Regions from separate parts of the Homo sapiens genome. Here region 1 is linked to region 2. A link is a contact called in ENCODE Hi-C data. All regions are on one chromosome and are shown on one strand. Each heading gives the region's core, a stretch centred on a gene start or an enhancer-like site at or near the end of the contact. The rest is flanking DNA. Distances are from core to core; before and after follow the strand shown.

Evidence for each region. A loop is a pair of places that touch in the nucleus more often than their neighbours do. Pooled maps may share reads with other maps.
Region 1: a pooled map shows a loop between it and region 2 (8-fold over the local background). The contact joins the promoter of MMP15 here to the promoter of GOT2 in region 2. A Hi-C loop is called at or near these places in 1 of 37 single-sample maps with no recorded cell type and 12 of 50 pooled maps.

What each region holds. Positions count from the first base shown.
Region 1 is chr16:58,020,712-58,027,785 of GRCh38, forward strand. It overlaps MMP15 (matrix metallopeptidase 15), which reads left to right and starts at 5,043. Exons shown (of 10, transcript NM_002428.4): 1 at 5,043-5,801. The coding sequence starts at 5,640. USB1 (U6 snRNA biogenesis phosphodiesterase 1) reads left to right here. Exons shown (of 7, transcript NM_024598.4): 7 at 1-907. RefSeq lists enhancers at 3,652-4,239, 4,240-4,825, 5,058-5,607, 6,158-6,707 and a silencer at 5,052-5,191.
Region 2 is chr16:58,731,970-58,738,414 of GRCh38, forward strand. It overlaps GOT2 (glutamic-oxaloacetic transaminase 2), which reads right to left and starts at 2,347. Exons shown (of 10, transcript NM_002080.4): 1 at 2,171-2,347. The coding sequence starts at 2,259. RefSeq lists silencers at 1,672-1,761, 1,862-1,951 and enhancers at 2,074-2,692, 2,392-2,471.

The DNA.
Region 1 (7,074 bases), core at 3,793-6,292, 710 kb before region 2:
TTCCCCTCCTCTATCTCTTCCTCTCCTCTCTCTCTTCCTCTCCTCTCTCTCTCTTGCTTTCTTCTCTCTCTCCTGTCTCGGCTGTTGTGGGTTGCAGGTTGGGTGCTGCTGTTGTGGTCCTTCCCAGAAACTGCCAGTAGAGGGCAGCCTGGGCATCCTAATGCTTACTCTGGTTGTTACACAAAGAAAATATTGGGGTCACTGGCGAGCCCACCCACACTCACCAGAATCTCCACTGTAGTCCCCCTAACAAACAGCCCTTCACTTCCTCTCCCACTTCAGCAATTTGTATTTTGATGCCATTGGCCTCAGATCAGAGTGTTTTAAATCATCACGCCCTGGCTTATCCCTGGTCGAGCCAGGACACGGGGTGCTTCAGTGGGTCTGTCACCCTCTCTCCTTGAAGCATGTTGCTTTTATTTATTTACTTTTACTCTCACCCTGCTCCTGTACCAGCAGGGGCCACTTCAAAGCCAAGGTACAGGGTGATAACTTGTGGTCCAGCATCAGTTTTCTCCACTTCTTTCTCCCACTCACCCCCAGCAAGGTGCCTGGGGAGACTTGAGCAGATGTTTCATTTTGGCCTGGCCAGTGGCTGAAAGCCAGGCCTCCAATGCACTGTGACCTCTGGCTTCCCCAGCAGCTTTCCCAGAGAGGCAGAGGGGCCTTCCACAGCCCGGGTTCTCCTGCTGCCTCCTGCCTGCTGCAGCTGCAGGCATTCTGAGGGGCAACGTGGAGGAAGGGCCAGGGATGCATGGGATTTTAATTGTTTCATCACACCTTCCCCGTGGCAAAGAAACAGTCAGTCCTCTTCAGGTGTCTTCTGGATTTCTGGTGATGGACAGAGAAATCTTTTTACAGTTTCAAATTATGTTCAACAAATAAAAATTGCATTTTTTATTTTGGATCTTTTTTGGACTACTTGTATTTAACCCAGTGAAAAGATGACTGTCACCTTCCCCTACCCTGTCCAGCTGTGTCTCACAGTTTGGGAGGATTCTTGGAAGTCTCTGCTGTGACTTCCAAGATGGCCTCGAGAGGCATTAATGATGCTTCAGTAAAATAAGGGTAGGGAGGGGTCACCCAGCCTGCCAGGTGTACACACAGAGTTCTCACATAGGACATCTAGCCTGGAGCTAGGTGGCAGGGGTCACCACCCTCATCCCTCACCCACATAGGCAGACATTGAAGCCTTATACTGCTGTGACACTGAGCACTTCCCAGAACCTTCTCGTGTCTTCCTCCCAGTATCCCCTGAAAGGTAAACAGGGTGGGAATGTCTAGTCCTCTGTTACAAGAACAGGTTAAGTGACTTGCTTGCATGAGAAATAGGGCCGTACTCAGCCCTAACCTCAGGTCCTGTGCTGGGGTGGCCCTGATCCAGCCCTGCACACCACCTCGTGGTCAGGCCTGGCATCTGGGTGGGGACATAGGGCTTCAGGGAAAGGTGTGGGGAGAGGGGCCTGTTGCCCAGGCTCCCATGGTGGCCCCTGCAACCCCACCTTTCCTGAAAGGGGCAGCCTCCCAGCCACTGCACTGAAAGACACAGGCACATTCTGTGCCTTGTTCCTGCTCCCCACCGCATTGATCTGCTGACTCCGACTCATCATTAGTCTGGTTCTTCTGGAGAGGAGGAGGATGCCGGGCATACTTTCTGGCTTGCAAGCAACATGGCAACTCCGGCTGTGCAGCCTGCACTTAACTGACACCTGCCCTGTGCCAGGCCCTGAACTGGGCACTTGGTGAACCAGACTAGGTCTACCCTCTGGGTGCTCACAGCAGGGCTGAGCAGGCAGGGAGCACAGAGAAGAATCCCCATCCTCAACATGGTACTTCCCCAGACTTGGGTACTGGCTCCTATTGGGAGGGGGGCAGGTGTGAGGTAGGGCCTCCATCAACAAGCCCAGGAAGAGGGACTGGGCCATTCCCCTGGGGGAGGATGTGGCTGGGGAGTCTGTCTGTGCTGAGGATGGAATTTGAGTGCAGCAACTTTGAGAAATGGGCCAAGATCAATAACTGGCTCCTCAATGGAGAATGGAAGGTGGCAATGGAGGAAGGAAGCAGGAGTCTCGCTGAGGGGGAGGGGTGGGCAGGCTGGGCCTGAGGAGGAGGCTGGCGGCAGGAGCTTGGCGGGCACCCAGACACTGAGTGTGCCTCTGGAGCAGAGTAAGCCCGTTGAGCGAGCGCTCCCGCTGACAGTGCAGAAGCAGCCGGGGCTCTTCCATAACAGGAGATTCTCCATAAGAGGAGAAACATGGGAGACAATTCTGGAGACAGAGGGAAGACCAGAGAAGGCTGCGGTCCCCCCCAGGGAGGCTGGCCCAAAGAAATGCTCTTGATGAGGATTTTATCGCACCAGGGAGAGTACAAAATCAACACATCTGGCCTCGGTGTCCTCAGATGTTCCCCGCAGGGCAGGGAAATCATCTCACGCCTGTTTGGCTGATTTCCACCTGGCACTCTCCAGCGCCTCTCCAGACCACCCCAGCTTTGTTTCCAAGGGAGAGGGAAATTACCTTGGCTTGTTTGTTTATTCCTTGTCTTGGCACGAAGAGTCCCAAGGCCTGCTTCACCTTTGATGGTGGGTCGGGTGGGTGCATCGCCCGAGGGGCCCCTGGAGGGGAGAGCTGGGGGAGGGGGTGTCCTGGGCCTAGTTCCATCCCACAGCTACTTTCCTTCACTGAACAGGAGACCTCCCCTACGACCTCAGAACTCTCCTTTTGCAAATGAGGAAACAAACCCAAAGAGGGGAATAACTTGCTCGGATTGCCCAGTAAATTACAGCTGAGGCAAAAACCCAGGGACCTGGCTTCTGATCCAGAGCTTTTTACAATCCCTCACACCACATCGGGACCTCTAAATGAAACTGCTCTGAAACACCATGTCTGGGCTTTCATTCAAAAGACCAAGAAAAAAAAGGTGTGTGGTGGTGGGCGGGGGTGTCAGGGCATAGATGAAACGGTATTGGCAAAATATGGATAAGGTTTAAAGCTACTTGATGGAAGGGCTGCAGTTCACACATCTCAGTCCCACTGACTAGTCCTTTCGGGCTTTGGGTGCTGTCCAGACCCAGTAGAAACCCAGCTATCTTGGGTTGGATGTAGATGCAAATCCACCTTGGACTCCCAAAGTACCTATAGGAGCCAGAACCAATAATTGGGAGCTTCAAGATCTGGTCACAGGGGATGTCATTTCCTTAAGGCAGGATTGGACCCCAAGAGAGGAACCTCCAACAGAGAGAAAATCACCAGACTTGACCGACCCAGGCCTCAAAGAACGTTGCTCCACTCATTCCTGGGCTCCTCTCACTAACAGCTAGCCCCTTAAACCCCAACTTTTTTTTTCTTTTTTTCTGAGACAGTGTCTCGCTCTGACAGCCGGGTTGAAGGGCAGCGGCATGATCATAGCTCACTGCATCCTCAACCTCCTGGGTTCAAGTGATCCTCCCAACTCAGCCTCCCAAGTAGCTGGGCCTACAGACGTACACCACCACACCTGGCTAATTTTTGTATTCTTTGTACAGATGGGGTCTTGTCATGTTGCCCAGGCTGGTCTTGAACTCCTGGGCTAAAGCAATCCTCCCACTTCGGTCTCCCAAAGTGCTGGGATTACAGGCTTGAGCCACTTTACCTAGCCCCAAACTTTTTAAAATTGGCTAATCGGGACTAAATATCATGAAAGAGTGCGACGTGGTCGGTTAAACAAGGACAACCCCGTTGTCCGTGTCTGAAGACCACTGCACATTTCCCAAAAGCAAATTTCGAAGTGGAGAATTTAGAAACCAACTTCCCAGATGAAGGATCCCACAGAGAAGTGAGTCCGTGGAAATGATAGAATCGCCCGGTTCCTTTCTCTAAACTCCGACTTCCTTTCCCCAAGGACATCCCAGGAGGGTTCAAACGCGCCCTCTCTAAGGCACTCTGCCAGGTCTCCTGATTTCCAGTTTCCGGGAGGTGAGGCCGGCTAGGGTGCCCCGAGGGCCTGCTCTAGAGAAAACCGCCCTCAGGTGAGGACGGCTTCCATTTCCGGGTCTGAAGATAAGGAACAGCTTATCTTCGGTCTCCGCCCTCCTGCCTGCAACCCTCACCCACTGACCACGCCGGCCAGTCCGCCGCGCCAGGGCTGCCCTTGGCCTGGTCCCCGGGTCTCGGTGGACCTTCGACCCGGGCCTCCCAGCTCTGGCCTCCTGCATCCACCCCGCCCCGACCTCAAGCTGCTTCCGGAATAGAATGAAATCCAGCTCGTTAAGCTTCGCGGGGAGGTGTGTCCACCCGCCCCGCGCCGACTCCGGCCGCACTGTCGCACTTCACTCGCACCAGCCAGTGGCCAAAGTGCTTGGGCACCTATTGCGCCAGGCCAGGAGCCGGAAGTCTTACCTCGCCCTCACCCCAACTCTTTGCCCCACGTTCCCGATAAGAACATGGAGGCTCGGAGAGATTAATTTGCCCACGTGCAAGCGGCAGCTAAGGGGCGGACGCGGAACTTGAACCGTGTCCCTCCTAAACCTGCCCCTTGTCCGCCGCAACGCGCCCTCGACGCGCACAAAACCCTCACTTTGCTACTGAGGAAAGTTATTCAATGGCCAGAGACACCCTGCGGCTTTTGAAAAGAGGTTTCAGGCTGACAAATATCCATATATACATATATATTTATATTTAAGCCTAAAACGACTCTTTGATCCCTCCCCTAAGACCTCCTTCCCGTCCGCCTAGGCCTCGGTATCCCCCACCAGGTATGAGAAGGAGGAGTCTTCATTCTTCCCAGGCGGGGAGACCACGCCTTCCCTGCCTCCTCCCTCCGCGGGGGGTCGCGTTGGAGGTCACCCCCGCCCCCTAGGCGCTGGGTTGGGAGTGACGCGGGGTGGGCTGGAGAGGTTTCCTGCCGTCTGGGAAGCGTAAACGGACCGCCCACCTGTCGGGCCTCGGCCGCCCGCACCTGCTTGTGAGAAGCCTGCGGCTGGGGCACCGCCCCCGGTCCCCGCCCGGGTCCGCGCATTGGGAGCACACTGGCCCTTTAAGAGCGCGGCGGCCGCGGCGCGCGGGGAGGAGGGCTGGGAGCGCCCGGAGCCGCGCTGAACTCGCCGGGGACGTCGGGCGCCCGCTCCTTGGCTGGCTCGCTTGCTCTCTCGCTCGCTCTCTCGGGTCGGCTCCCTGCGCCTCCTCCCGGGACTGCTTGGGGACCCGGGCCCGGTCGGGCGCGGCGGCGAGCAGAATCCCCGTGCAGGAGGCGCGCGCTCCGGGCAGCGCCCGGCCCCGGGCATGGACAGAGGGAGCTGGGCGCGCAGGGAGCGCCGCGGGACCGGGCGGCCGGAGCGCTGAGCCAGACAAAGGCTCCGGAGTTGCGCTTGCTCTCGGGAGCCGGGCCCCAGGCGCTGGGCGCCGAGGCTGCGGAACCTCGCCGGGGGCAGCTCCGGTCGGCCCCCTTTCCCGCCGGCTGGTTCCGAGCTCCCGGACCTGCCCTGCCCGCTTCTCCTCGGGCTTGGGAATTTGCCGAGGCGACCTAGGCGGCTCCGGCGGGGACCGGGAGCCCGAGGTCCGCGGCGCGCCTGCCGGGCCAGGAGCCAGGGAGCGTCGCAAGTTTCCAAGGCGCGTGCGAGGATCCGGCGTGCAGTGTTCCGAGCTGGGCTGGGCGCCGAGAGCATGGGCAGCGACCCGAGCGCGCCCGGACGGCCGGGCTGGACGGGCAGCCTCCTCGGCGACCGGGAGGAGGCGGCGCGGCCGCGACTGCTGCCGCTGCTCCTGGTGCTTCTGGGCTGCCTGGGCCTTGGCGTAGCGGCCGAAGACGCGGAGGTCCATGCCGAGGTAAGACCCCCGCCCTGCCCTTTGGCTGCGGGCTGGGGGCTTGGAGGGAGAGGCGCCACGTCCGCAGGCTGGGACTTGGAGGTGGAGGGAGCGGAGACGCGCCCCCTGTTCTGGGCCGTGGCGGGGAAGCAAGCGGACTTGGCAGTCTGCCCCTCCCCAGCTCGCCCTCTGCAGCGCACCTCTTCGCAAACCCTTGAGGGCGCAGGGCCTCGCTCTCCTCCCCGCTACTCCTACAGCCCTGTTCTGGGCACTGAGCCCCCACCCCGACCCCCTTACATTCAGCCTGTGTCCCGGGAGCCGCTTCCGCCGCCCCCAGCCCTTGCCTCCCCTCCTTCCTTCCCTCCAGGGCAGCCGATTCCTCGAGAGCCCGGCTGGCGCGCAGTGGCGCTCTTTGCGAGTGGGGAGGGGGCTGCTCTCGGGGACAGCCACAGGCGGAGCAAGAGCTGGGCGGCTGGGCAACTGCGCTCCTGCCCAGGTGGCCTCCCGTCTGGGTGATACCGAGCCGCGCACGGCGGGCCAGGATGGAGGCGGGGGGATGGGTGCAAACGGCTGAGGCAGCGGACTCGGGTTGCGGGGGCGCTTTGGCGACTTTCTGCGCTTTTGCGAGGAAGCCTAGGCACGCCCGGGCGGGGTCCTAAGGACGGACCCTGCCTCCCACAGCGCTTCCTCCCAACAGCGCCCCTACGTCGAAGCCCTGGATTCGAGAGGGTGGACCCCGCGCCTCTCTTCGCTAGGAGCCCGCTTGGCGTCCCTCCCGGGGCCCCGCTCTGGATGGGTCCCGCGGGTGACCAGGCGCGACATCCCGGCGTAGAGCCGAGTCCAGCCAGCGCCCCAGCTCCATGGTGTCTCCCGAGCGAGGACACCGAAGGCGCCAGCTTTCTTGCCCCAGAGCAAGAGCAGGGTCCACTCTTCCCCGACTTCTAAGACCTGCGCCCTGCCCCAGATAGGCGGGGAGAGGACTTGGGCGGGGAGTAGGGAGAAAGAACCACCCCGGAGCCGCTTCTGAACGGTGCTCAGGCCTTGGTGCCCTTGGGCTGCCCGGGCTGCGGGCCTGAGCGCCGTTTCTATTTGCAGCTCAGCTGGTGCTCCCTCCCTGGCCCACGGCGGCTTTCCCACCTCTCCGGGCTGCCTGGGAGATTTTTCCGATGGAAGCTTGCCCTTCCCCGCCCTACTTTAATAAAAGCATAGAGGAAGGGCAGGGAATTCCTCCTGGGCTCGAGTTACACCTCCCAGCCATTTCCCCACCTGCTCTGCCCTCCCTCCCTGGCCTGGC
Region 2 (6,445 bases), core at 1,097-3,596:
CCTAATCAGGTATCATTATTTAAATCTGAAGAGTAATTCCTCAACATTAGGTGCTCAACTATTTCAAGAATTTATTTTCTGGTCAGGTGGGGTTGCTTAGCCTATAATCCCAGCGCTTTGCGGGGCTGATGTGGGAGGAGTCTGAGACCAACACAGGGAGACTCTGTCTCTACAAAAAATAAAAAATTAGCTGGGTGTGGTGGTGTATGCCTGCAGTCCCAGCTACTTGGGAGGCTGAAGCAGGAGGACCACTTGAGCCTGGAAGGTCAGGCTGCAGTGAGCCATGATTGTGCCACTGCACTCCAGCCTGGGCAACACAGTGAGACCCTGTATTTAAAGAAAAAAAAAAAGGGAATTTTTTTTGGTACATATTTTGCAGCACTGTGGTTCCCCTGTGTAAGATTAGTCGAGAGAAGGAACAATAAAATCTGTAACTGGTTATGATCAATTAGTTGTAAACACCATTACACTTGGACCAGCCTATGTTCAGATTTTGATCTAAGATACAACATTAAAATGTCATACTGTATTTGTTTCCGTTGCATTACGTGAAAAATCAGGGCTTAAAATAAAAATATCCAATATAAGAGACATGCCAGCAACTGTTAATAGTGCTGAGATGTAACAGTGAATATAAAGTAGGTAAAGTCTCCGCTCTCATGGAACTTACATTCTAGTAAGAAAAATACAGAAAAGAAAAATGAGTCAGACTCTCAAACTGAAAGAATGACTAACCCTGACCCCAAGGGATTTTCACCAAGCACTAGAGCTTCAGGTGATCTAGCCAAATCCATAAAACAAGGTATTATTTTAAGATTACTGCAATAGGGAAACATACTTTCTCTTGACGGAAATTTTAAGCACTCCTTTGGTTTTCCAAATTTGTTGCATAAATAACTCCTCCTGGCTCTGGCCCACTAGGTAGGCAGACTTAAAGAGCACACGTTGACAGTGGGCCAGGAAGGAGCCAAGTCAGGAAGAGAAAAAAGTGCGAAGCCTGGGCAAAACTGTACTGCCAAGGCTGTGGGGCCTTGGAAAGGACAGATAGTTCTGCTGGCTGAAAGACACAGAGCATACATTCAAACGAAAGGCCAAGCTACGCTTTGCTCCTTGCAGTTAATACCTGCTTGGGGGTGGTTTTAAAACTCAGTTCCTTATTAAGGTAGTGCTTAAGGAGAGTGCTCCAAATCGGCTTCTTGAGTTGAATTAATCTTCTGGCTCCGGTCTCCACTGGGAATGAATTACTAGAGCTCGTTTCAAGCTCTGAAATTTCCCTCCATACTATTATACACGCCACAGTACGAAATTACGTTTGTCATTTTTTGAGCAATGACCATTTGTCATTGTCCTTCCCTCGCCTTGTTCACAGTTGTATCGTTGGCATCTGGTCCAGAGCCTGGCTCTGAGAAACTGCAGTTACGAAATATTTACTGAATGAAAGAGCACAGGGAGATGGAGAGGAAGATTGATAGCCTCCCTGCAACCGGACCTCCTTAGGGGCAATAAGGAAAAAACAAAACAAAACAAAAAAAGAGACACACTACACCTCGACCCTTTCCCAAGCAAAGGCCAAACGGGCCCCGGGGTCACAGGGACCTCGGGGGGTCGCAAGGTCAGGAGAATGCCGCACGCCAAGGTCGCAGGTGCGGGAAGGAAAGCGAGGCCCGAATGCCGGCGCCCCGGAAACCTTCCTCTCGCGCTCTTCCCGCCCAGGGCACACACGCGGCAGCCAGCCGCCGCCGGCCCACCGACTCGGGCGGGCCGGGGGCCAGGACAGGTGCGCCCGCCGCCCCCAGGGCACCCTATCAAGGGCACGGTCGTTACCCGGCGCCGCTGCCCCAGTACTATCCGCACCCCTCCCACTGAATGGGAGTCCGGCAACCGCCGAGGGCCACACTTCCTTTCCCTAGGGATTGCGTTGCACGCCTTCCTGCAGGGCCCAGTGCGGGGACCAGAGGGATGTGGGATCCTGAGGATCACTGTGGGGCACGGACGCTCAATCCTCAGTCCCCAGTAAGGGAAAGCCGAGGGGGTGGCAGAAAAGTGTGTGTGTGTGCGTGTGAGTGACAGTGTGTATTTGGGGGCCGGGAGGGGTGAATGTCCTGGGGTGCTCGCAGCTCGGCGGGGCAGGGCCATCGCCCTGGCTCCATCTCCGTTTCCCTTGGCTTACCTGGCTCTGGCAGAGGCCGCGGCGGCGAGGCCCGGGTGGAAGGCGGCGGCGATCCCGGGGAGGACGCGGCCGGAGTGCAGCAGGGCCATGGTGGACCGTAGGAGGGCAGTGGGCAGCCGCAGGACGGAGCAGAGGGCGAGCGGACACACACACAGGGAACCGGCTCCTGCTGAAGGTAAGGACAGGGACTTCCCTGGGCCAGAGCGGCCGCGTGCTGGGCCCGAGCCACGTCACAGCGATCCCTGGCGGCCGGCGGGCGGAGCGGCGTGGGCTCAGCGGAGGTCGTGGAAGAGGATGACTGCACAGTTTACCTACGCCCAGCCCTTGCTGCGCTTCATTCATTTAATCCAGCTGGGCCAGGCCTGGCCGGCCGAAGAGGTGGCTGCTGTTATGGCAGTTTGAAAGATGAGAAAATGTAGGCTGACATAGTTGACGTATTTTGTCTGATGCCTTACAGCCATTAGGACCCAAGGTGGCCTTACTTTCAACCCTAATAGTTTCCCTAAGCACAAGTCATGTCACGTCGTTCCTGAATGTTTCCTTATCCCCCACCCTTTTTTTTTTTTTTTTTTTTTTGAGATGGAGTTTCACTCTGTCACCCAGGCTGGAGTGCAGTGGCGTGATTTCGGCTCACTACAACCTCTGCCTCCCAGGTTCAAGCGATTCTCCTGCCTCAGCTCCCCGAGTAGCTGGGTTACAGGTGCCACCACCACGCCCGGCTAATTTTTGTATTTTTAGTAGAGACGGGGGTTTCACCATGTTGACCAGTCTGGTCTCAAACTCCTGATCTCAAGTGATCTGCCCGTCTCAGTCTCCCAAGACTGCTAGGATTACAGGCATGAGCCACCGCACCTGGCTTCCTTATCCCTTTTATGGAGAGGGTCGCATGTGTATTTTGTGGGGCAGTTGTGAGGATTAATAAGATTAGCAGATTATGTCTAAAACAGGGCCTGATTTAGTAAGCACAAAATAACCCATGGTCATTAATGACAAACTCGTGTATGTCAAATCCTGATAACTGTTTGTGGAAGGAAATGAATCGGTTTTGAAGGAAATGAATCGGTTTTAAAGGAAAAAGCAAATGAATTTCAGACACATCCACAAGTCAAACGAGTCTTTCTCATGTGTAGTCTATTTCTCTGATACTCGTCTCTTAAACCAAGGTAGGGGCCCGGTGTGTTGGCTTATGCCTGTAAACCCAACACTTTGGTAGACTGAGGCAGGAGGATAGCATGAAAACAAGAGTCTGAGACCAGCCTGGGTAACAAGATGAAACCCCCATCTCTTAAAAAAATAAAAAAAAATTAGCAGGATGTGGTGTTGCGTGCCTGTTCCAGCTACTCAGAAGGCTGAGGAGGGAGGATTGCTTGAGCCCATTAATTCAAGAGTGCAGGCCGGGCGCGGTGGCTCACGCCTGTAATCCCAGCACTTTGGGAGGCCGAGGCAGGCGGATCACGAGGTCAGGAGATCGAGTCCATCCTGGCTAACCCTCTCTCTACTAAAAAAATACAAAAAAAAAGTAGCCGGGCATAGTGGCGGGCGCCTGTAGTCCCAGCTACTCGGGAGGCTGAGGCAGGAGAATGGCATGAACCCGGGAGGCGGAGCTTGCAGTGAGCCAAGATCGCGCCACTGCACTCCAGCCTGGGCAACAGAGCCAGACTCCGACTCAAAAAAAAAAAAAAAAAAAGAGTGCAGTGAGCCAGGATTGCGCTACTGCACTCCAGCCTGGGTAACAGAGTGAGACGCTGGCTCTAAATAAATAAATAAATACATACATAAATAAAATAAAACCGAGATAGAACTGTGTACCTTGGCAATTTAATATCTCCTCTGTGGCTCCACGTTGCCTGAATGGTAAAGTCTAAACCCCTACTTAGGGCCACATTCTAGGTCCTTCCGGCCCAGCTCCAATTTACTGTCTCAGACCCTTATGCTCTCATATGACCTTGACCTATGCGCCTATAGGCCATGACTTGGGATTCTACCTGTGAAAAGTAAAGTAGAGATTCTTCTTTAAAGACTTTCCTCCCTGTCTAATTAGAAATAAATAGTAACTTCTCTTAAAAACAAAATGTATTCAAAGACCTGTACTAACAGTCTTAAATATCTGCTAGCCATAATAAAGAAATCAATGTACTTTATGTTCCTAGCTGCCACCATTTAGCCTAAATATTTGCCCTGGCATGCTTATACTGGTCCAAGCAAGCATTAGGTCATAGCCTGTTCCTCTTCCTTATTTGAAGGTGTTTTTACCTTTCTCAGCATTCCACAAGTTACTTCCTCCTTCCTTTGCTCTCCTCTGCCTTTGCCTCTTTTAAAAAGTTCTAAGTTGCTAGCCAATCAGAACAAATACAAAATGTGAGGACCTGTTCCAGCCAATGAAAACCGGACACAGCAGCAAGGTGGATGTATCAGGTTATAAGTGACCTTGTCTCCTTTGTTTGGTGTACTCTCATGGCAAAACTGCTGTCGAGTGTACCCTTTCTGCCGAAAGTATAAAGATGGCCTTGCTGAGGAAATTAAATTTATGTTCAAGTGCTATTTCTTTACAGCACCAAGAAACAAGAATTTCAAACATACCAGTACATCAGTTTGCTCAGACTGCTGTAACAAATCCCCATGAATTGGGTGGTTTAAAACAACAGAAATTTATTCACTCACAATTCTGGAGGCCCAAAATCAAAAATCAAGGTATTGGCAGGGTTTGTGCCTTATGGGGTCTCAGAGACTCTGTTCCATGCTTCTCCTAGCTTCTGGCAATTGTCTGCACTCCTGGGCATTCGTATGCTGTTAGAGGCATCACTAATCTCTGCCTCTGGTGTCACACAGTGTTCTCTCCCTGTCTGTCTCTTCTCTTCTTTTAAGGACACCAATCATATTGGGGTAGGGTGCATCTTAATTGCCTCATCTTCGCCTGATTACATCTGTAAAGACCCTATTTTCAAATAGATCACATTAATGGGTTCCCCAGGTTAGAACTTAAACGTATCTTTTTTGGGGGCACATTTCAACACATAACAACTACTATTCCCAAAACAATTACATGTCCAGGTATAAACCCTAGAGATCTTCTCACACATTTTTAAGGCTGTCAGTAAAGCATTGTTTATAAAAGCAAAACAGGGAACAACCTAGTCGCCCATCGATGGAGGAAGAGATGGATGTTCTGCTACAGTCTCATGATGGAGCATTACAGAACTACTAACGTGAATGAACTCAATAGATGTCACCATGGATAGACCTCAAAAACATAAACATGCTATAGAATTATACATATAATATGGTGCCACTTAGACAATATTTTTAAAATACACAAAACCATAACATACATTTATTCATAAATGTATGTAAAAGTTTGAAAAAATATGCCAAGGATATGGTTCAATACAGGATTAGGAGGGCATGAGCGTATTTGCCCTTGTGGAGGGAAGGAGACAACTTTGTCATATTAGCTTCATAAAAATTATAGATAAGAGGCAGGCACGGTGGCTCGCGCCTGTAATCCCAGCACTTTGGAGGCCAAAGCGGGCGGATCACCTGAGGTCAAGAATTAGAGACCAGCCTGGCCAACATGGTGAAACCCCGTCTCTACTAAAAATACAAAAATTAGCCAGATGTGGTGGCGCGTGCCTATAGTCCCAGCTACCCAGGAGGCTGAGGTAGGAGAATCGCTTAAACCTGGGAGGCAGAGGTTGCAGTGAGCCTAGATTGTGCCACTGCACTCCAGCCTGGGCACAGAGCAAGACTCTGACTCCAAAAAAAAAAAAAAAAAAGAAAAAAAGAAAAAATACAGATCAGATTAACAATTGTCACCATTTTGGGGTTGAGTATTTGTCACATTGGATTCTGTACTTTTCTGTATGTGTGTATATGTGTGTGTGTGCATATAGTTTTTTGTGTGTGTATATATATACACATATACATATATATACACACATATACATACATATACACATATACATATATATATATACACACATATACATATGTATATATGCTAATTTGAGTTCCTGATATGAAAGGTGGATTGGAAGGAACAACCCTACAGTGGGGAGACTAGGTAGAAGGAAGGTTTACACAGGAATCCAGGCAAGAAATTCTGATTGCCTGAGTTCAGGTAGAGGTAACAGTGATGTAGAAAAGGTTACAGATCTGGGGCATATCAAGGAGGTAGAATCAGATGGATTTGGTGATTAGATGCAGAGAAAGGTAGAAAAGGAGTCAGAAATAATTCCCAATGCTTTAGTTAAAATTGGGGTTGTCTGCAGTTAACAG